Linked DNA regions of Homo sapiens: region 2 is linked to region 1. Evidence: read pairs that join two places in POLR2A ChIA-PET (ENCODE). Cell type or tissue: A673. All regions are shown on one strand. Each heading gives the region's core, and the rest is flanking DNA. Links, peaks and the distances in the headings are about the cores only.

Region 1 (2,808 bases), core at 135-2,634:
CCTGAAATGACCTTCCTGCCAGCAGCAAGTTGTATTTTCCCCAAATGGTTGCAATAATGCTTTCCATTCCACATACTCTTCCAGAACCTTGCCACTCACACATCAGGAAATGGAGTCTCTGTCCCCTTCTTTGAAACTGGGTGGGGCTTCGTGACTGTCTCAACTAGTGGAGCACAGGGGAAGATCTGCTATGGGCCTTGCGAAGCCAGTTTTCAAAAGGCAAGACAACTTTCTCCTGCTATCTCTTGGGATGCTTCTCCTTGCAACCAGCCACCATGCTGTGAGAGAGTCCAGGCCCCATGGAGAGACCACATGTAGGGGTTCTGGCTAACAGCCTCAGCTGAGGTCCCAGCTGACAGCCAGCATCAGCCTCCAGCCACAGGAGTAAGGGAGACTCAGTGAAGAATCCAGCCAGCTCTCATTTGACTGTAATCACAGGAGAGATCCCAGCAAGAACAATCGGCTGAGCTTGGGAAAACCCTAAAACCATGAGAGAGAAAAACAAATGACCGCTCTGTTACACTACCAAGTTTGGGGTGGTTTGTTGCAGAGCAATAGGTAACCAGAATGCTGTCCATCTCCATACATTATGAGCCTAACCACCCTTTATGGCCCAGCTCATTAGCCTGTCATCTCCCATGTAAGCCTTCTCTGATCCCCACAATGGAGTTCTCTCCCTGTCTGAACTCCCGGTGCTCTTCCTGTGCCAGTCTCCTCTCCCACATCTGGGTGCACACTTCAGCTCTCCCCTCCCTGTAAAGTCTCCATTCTCCATTCATATCTCTCGGCACCTAGCCCAGTGCTTGGCACATAGTGGGTGCTCAATACAGGCTTTCTCTGTCTGGATGCGTGAAGGATAGGGAAAGGGATCTTGGGGAGAGAACATCTACCAGTGGAGAAGAGAGGGTCCTGAGTTGCAAAACAGCTTCCAGGGCTTTCAAAGGCCTTTTTCACTGACTAGTGTCCTAGGACATTTTTGGCTTCTCTGCTAAGAATGTAGGATATGAGTTAGAGTCAAAAGGATTTATGAATAAGTATCAAGTTGTCAGAGGTGTTTGAGCTGGAGCAACTCCATCTTGTGTAGGGGATGTGTAAAATAAGGCTGAGACCTACTGGGCTGCATTCCCAGACGGTTAAGGCATTCTAAGTCACAGGATGAGATAGGAGGTCAGCACCAGATACACATCATAAAGACCTTGCTGATAAAACAGCTTGCAGTAAAGAAGGATGCCAAAACCCACCAAAACCAAGATGGCGACGAGAGTGACCTGTCCTCACTGCTACACTCCCACCAGTGCCATGACAGTTTACAAATGCCATGGGAACGTCAGGAAGTTACCTTATATGGTCTAAAAGGGGAGGCATGAATAATCCACCCCTTGTTTAGCACATAATCAAGAAATAAGCATAAACATGGGCAAAAAGCAGCCCTCAGGGCTGCTCCGTCTATGGAGTAGCCATTCTTTCATTCCTTTACTTTCCTAATAAACTTGCTTTCACTTTACTCTATGGACTTGCCCTGAATTCCTTCTTGCGTGAGATCCAAGAACCCTCTCTTGGGGTCTGGATTGGGACTTCCTGTAACAAAGGGCTCCTTGGAAAGAAAGGATTGTCCAAGCTGAGGGTTTTCTTAGGATTACAGTGTATGGCCACTTGGGGGAGCCGAGGTGCGGCGAGGTGTCTTTCACAAGTTCACCAGCAGGTGGCAAGCTTATTCGTGGTTTCTTGCAAACTATGGATTTATCCACGCACACATTCATAAAATACTGAGCACCTACTCCATGTAAGGCTCTGTGTGGCTACAAAGGAGGGTAAGCTACAATTCCTGCCCTCCAAGACCTTCCAGGTGAGTGAACTCAATGTTTCCTTAGCTTGTCTTTGGGTTGAAATAGTTCTTCAAAAGTCATCCAATCCTTTCTTCTGTCAGTGTAATTTAATATAATCGACCCTGATGGAGGAGAGGAGTCAAGAGTCTTGCCAAGGCCGGGTGCAGTGGCTGACGCCTGTAATCCCAGCACTTTGGGAGGCCGAAGTGCACGGATCACCTGAGGCCAGGAGTTTGAGACCAGCCTGGCCAACATGGTGAAACGCCGTGTTGCAGGGTTTCTACTAAAAATACAAAAATTAGCTGGGTGTGGTGGCGCATGCCTGTAGTCCCAGGCTGGGAGGCTGAGGCAGGAGAATCGCTTGACCCCAGGAGGTGGAGGTTGCAGTAAGCATAGATCGCCCCACTGCACTCCAGCCTGGGCAACAGACTGAAACTCCGTCTCAAAAAAAAAAAAAAAAAAAAAAAAGAGTTTTGCCGAAAGTCTGGTTATTTTCAGTCTACTTCACTGCTTTAAGTAGATTGGCCAGGTGATCATAGATAAGATCAGAGCAGTGAAGGTGGTGTGGCTAGGGACCAGGAGAACAGGGAGAAAGAGATTTTAAAGCAGGAGGAAAGCAAACTGATCAGTAGATTAGGAGCTGGCGTGATTGGAACTGGGCCTGTCAGAAAAGCCTCTCCTGAGCCTTCAGCCAGCTCCCTGTGGCCACACTTCCCTAGAGCCTGTCAGGCTCGGAACAGTGGAGCCATGCACAGCCAGCTGCCCGGGAGCTCCCTGCCGCCTGCTCCCGCCCTGAGTCCCCAGCTCCTCCTGCTTTCCCCTCCCCACACTTTGGCTGTGAGAGCCACTCCACAGTTTTGCCTGTTTGGGACAGAGGCAGTGGCTGCAGAGGGAGCAGGAGGGAAGTGACCTTACATCAATTTCAGGCCAAGGGGAGGGGAAGAGGAAGTGGTCATTTAAAAACCTATCTAGACTGTTTCAC
Region 2 (2,808 bases), core at 170-2,669, 330 kb before region 1:
AATATATGTAGATATACCATATGTTATTCGTGTGCTCTCCTCTGTATGGACAGTTAGTTTTTTTCTAATATTTTGTTTTAATAAAAATGCTGCAGTGAATAATATTGTGAATATGTATTTTTGAAATGTTGAAGATGTCTTCAGCATAGATTTTCAGAAGTGGGATTGTGGGTCAAGAGGTAAGTGCATTTGTGGAGCTACTGGGTGTGATCAAATTTTCCTTCAGAAGGATTGCACCAATTTGTACTCCTACCAGCAATACATAGGAGCATCTTTCCAGTCTTGCCAACAGAATGTGTTATCATATTTAAAATTTTTTGGCCAGGTGTGGTGGCTCACACCTACAACCCCAGCACTTTGGGAGGCTAAGGCAAGCAGATCACTTGAGCCCAGGAATTCAAGGCCAGCTTGGGCAACATGGTGAAACACCAAAATAGCTGGGCACGGTGGCTCATGCCTGTAGCCTCGGCTACTTGGGAGGCTGAGGTGGGAGGGTCACCTGAGCCCAGGAGGTTGAGGCTATAGTGAGGAGGGACTGTGCCACTGCACTCCAGCCTGGGCGACAGAGTGACACGCTGTCTCAAAAGTAAATAAAATAAATTTTTTTGTCAGCCTGACAGGTGATAAATGGTTAATTCAATGTTGTTTTAGATTATATTTCTCTAACCACAAGTGAGTTTAAACACTTTTTGTATGTCTGAGTGTTGTTTTGGTCCTTTGTTCCTCAATTTTTAAGAATTCTTTATATATTAAAGGTATTATCCTTTTGTCTGTAGTATACATTGTGGGGAAAAAAATTCCTCCCAGTTTGCCAGTTGTCTCTTGATTTTTTATGTGGTGTTTTTCCCATGTAAATTGTAAAAAAATTTTATGTAGTCAAATTTATCAATAAAATATTTTCTTTTATTGTCTCTGGATCTTGAGTCATATTTAGAATCCCTTTCCCTATGTCAAGTTTAAAGACAAAATCACCCATGTTTTCCTCTAGTACTTGTATGATTTAATTTTTTCTGTTTAGACTCCTAATCATTTTAGAGTTTATTTTTAAAAAATCTAGTGTGAGATATGGGTCTAATTCCAAATGGCTACACAGTCATAGCAGCACTTTTTTTTTTTTTTTTTTTTTTTTGAGATGGAGTCTTGCTCTGTCGCCCAGGCTGGAGTGCAGTGTCATGATCTCGGATCACTGCAAGCTCCGCCTCCCAGGTTCCCGCCATTCTCCTGCCTCAGCCTCCCGAGTAGTTGGGACTACAGGCACCAGCCTGGGCAACATGGTGAAACCCCGTCTCTACGAAAAATACAAAAATCAGCTGGGCGTGGTGGTGCGTGACTGAAGTCCCAGCTACTTGGGAGGCTGAGGCACGAGAATCACTTGGGCCTGGGAGGCAGATGTTGCAGTGAGCTGAGACTGAGCCACTGCACTCCAGCCTGGGTGACACAGCAAAATCTTGTCTCAAAAAGTTTCCTCTAGGCTGGGCGCAGTGGCTCACGCCTGTAATCCCAACACTTTGGGAGGACAAGGCAGGTGGATCACCTGAGGTTAGGAGTTCGAGACCAGCTTGGCCAACATGGTGAAACCCCATCTCTACTAAAAATACAAAAATTAGCCGGGCGTGGTGGCGGGCGCCTGTAGTCCCAGCTACTTGGGAGGCTGAGGCAGGAGAATCGCTTGAATCCAGGAGGCGGAGGTTGCAGTGAGCCAAGATCATGCCACTGCACTCCAGCCTGGGTGACACAGCAAGGCTCCATCTCAAAAAAAAAAAAAAAAGTTTCCTCTAATAGGTTCTTACACATTTCCTAAGCATTTACTTTTTTGTTGATACTGTAAATTGGTTTTGGTTTTTAAAAAACCATTACGTCCTCTAACCTTTTATGGTTTGTGTATGTGAAAGCTATTGATTTTTATATTTTATGTCCTGTTTTACTGAATTCTTAGATTCTTAATTCATTCTTATTATGCCTTTAAGCTGCAGTTTTTGATCCACTCCTATGGCACCTATTGTTTCACTCAGGAAAGTGGATTTTTTTTTTTGGCATGACCGCCACAGAAGAAGCCACATTCTTTCTGAAAGAGTTATTAAATGATTAAATCACAAGCAAACACTTGAAACTTGCACAATCCCCCTACAGATACTGCAATCCATTCTAATTCTTAGGATTAATTTGGTTAGTACAGACTCTGGTTAAATCTATAAAACCCATTTGTAGCAAGAGAAGAAACAACAGGTATCTACAACCCGAAGATATGGGAGTCAACTATCAGAACTGATTCTAAAACACAGATGAGTCAGATAATTCAGGAACATCTCTTGGATAGCAATGTTCCAGTTCAATGGAAAAAAGCACTCTAAAATGCACATGTGAAATCCATTTAAAGGAGAAAGACAACTAGTAAGGGCATCCACAATTCCTTTGAGTTCAGATACTTAGTGTGATAATGGATGATACTTAGACTTCATGGCTTCAAGTCTGCTTAGAATGTCACTGTCCACCCAGGATTGGCCTCCCTGGACATGGTGAACCAATTCTGGTGTGCCTTATGTAACTTCCTTCACAATAATCTACAAGCACATTCACAAATTATCTGGGACATAACAGCATTTCCTTTTTTTTTCTTTTGAGACAGAGTTGCACTCTTGTTGCCCAGACTGGAGTGCAATGGCGCAATCTCAGCTCACCGCAACCTCCACCTCCCGGGTTCAAGCGATCCTCCTGCCTCAGCCTCCCGAGTGGCTGGGATTACAGGCATGTGCCACCACGCCCAGCTAATTTTGTAGTTTGAGTAGAAATGTGGTTTCTCCATGTTGG

What was found. Peaks named below come from ENCODE experiments on the same cell type or tissue, not always from the same donor. Only the 100,000 strongest peaks of a DNase experiment are listed, where the experiment ranks them.
Region 2: POLR2A ChIA-PET joins it to region 1 with 12 read pairs; 5 of 35 experiments call an interaction of 5 or more read pairs at or near these places.

Annotation. Positions count from the first base shown.
Region 1 is chr1:201,512,016-201,514,823 of GRCh38, reverse strand. All of the region lies in intron 1 of CSRP1-AS1 (CSRP1 antisense RNA 1), which reads right to left. All of the region lies in intron 1 of LOC124904484 (a long non-coding RNA gene), which reads left to right. Among named protein-coding and RNA genes, the nearest start is that of CSRP1-AS1, 6.2 kb to the right of the region's middle. RefSeq lists an enhancer at 2,399-2,608 and a silencer at 2,759-2,808. In A673, for the core only: a CTCF peak has its summit at 1,684 (motif pointing right); DNase peaks (open chromatin) are centred at 1,693 and 2,603; H3K27ac peaks cover 1,962 bases.
Region 2 is chr1:201,837,882-201,840,689 of GRCh38, reverse strand. All of the region lies in intron 1 of IPO9 (importin 9), which reads right to left. Among named protein-coding and RNA genes, the nearest start is that of IPO9-AS1, 9.7 kb to the right of the region's middle. RefSeq lists an enhancer at 1,295-1,589. In A673, for the core only: no CTCF peak of the experiment used is centred there; no DNase peak of the experiment used is centred there.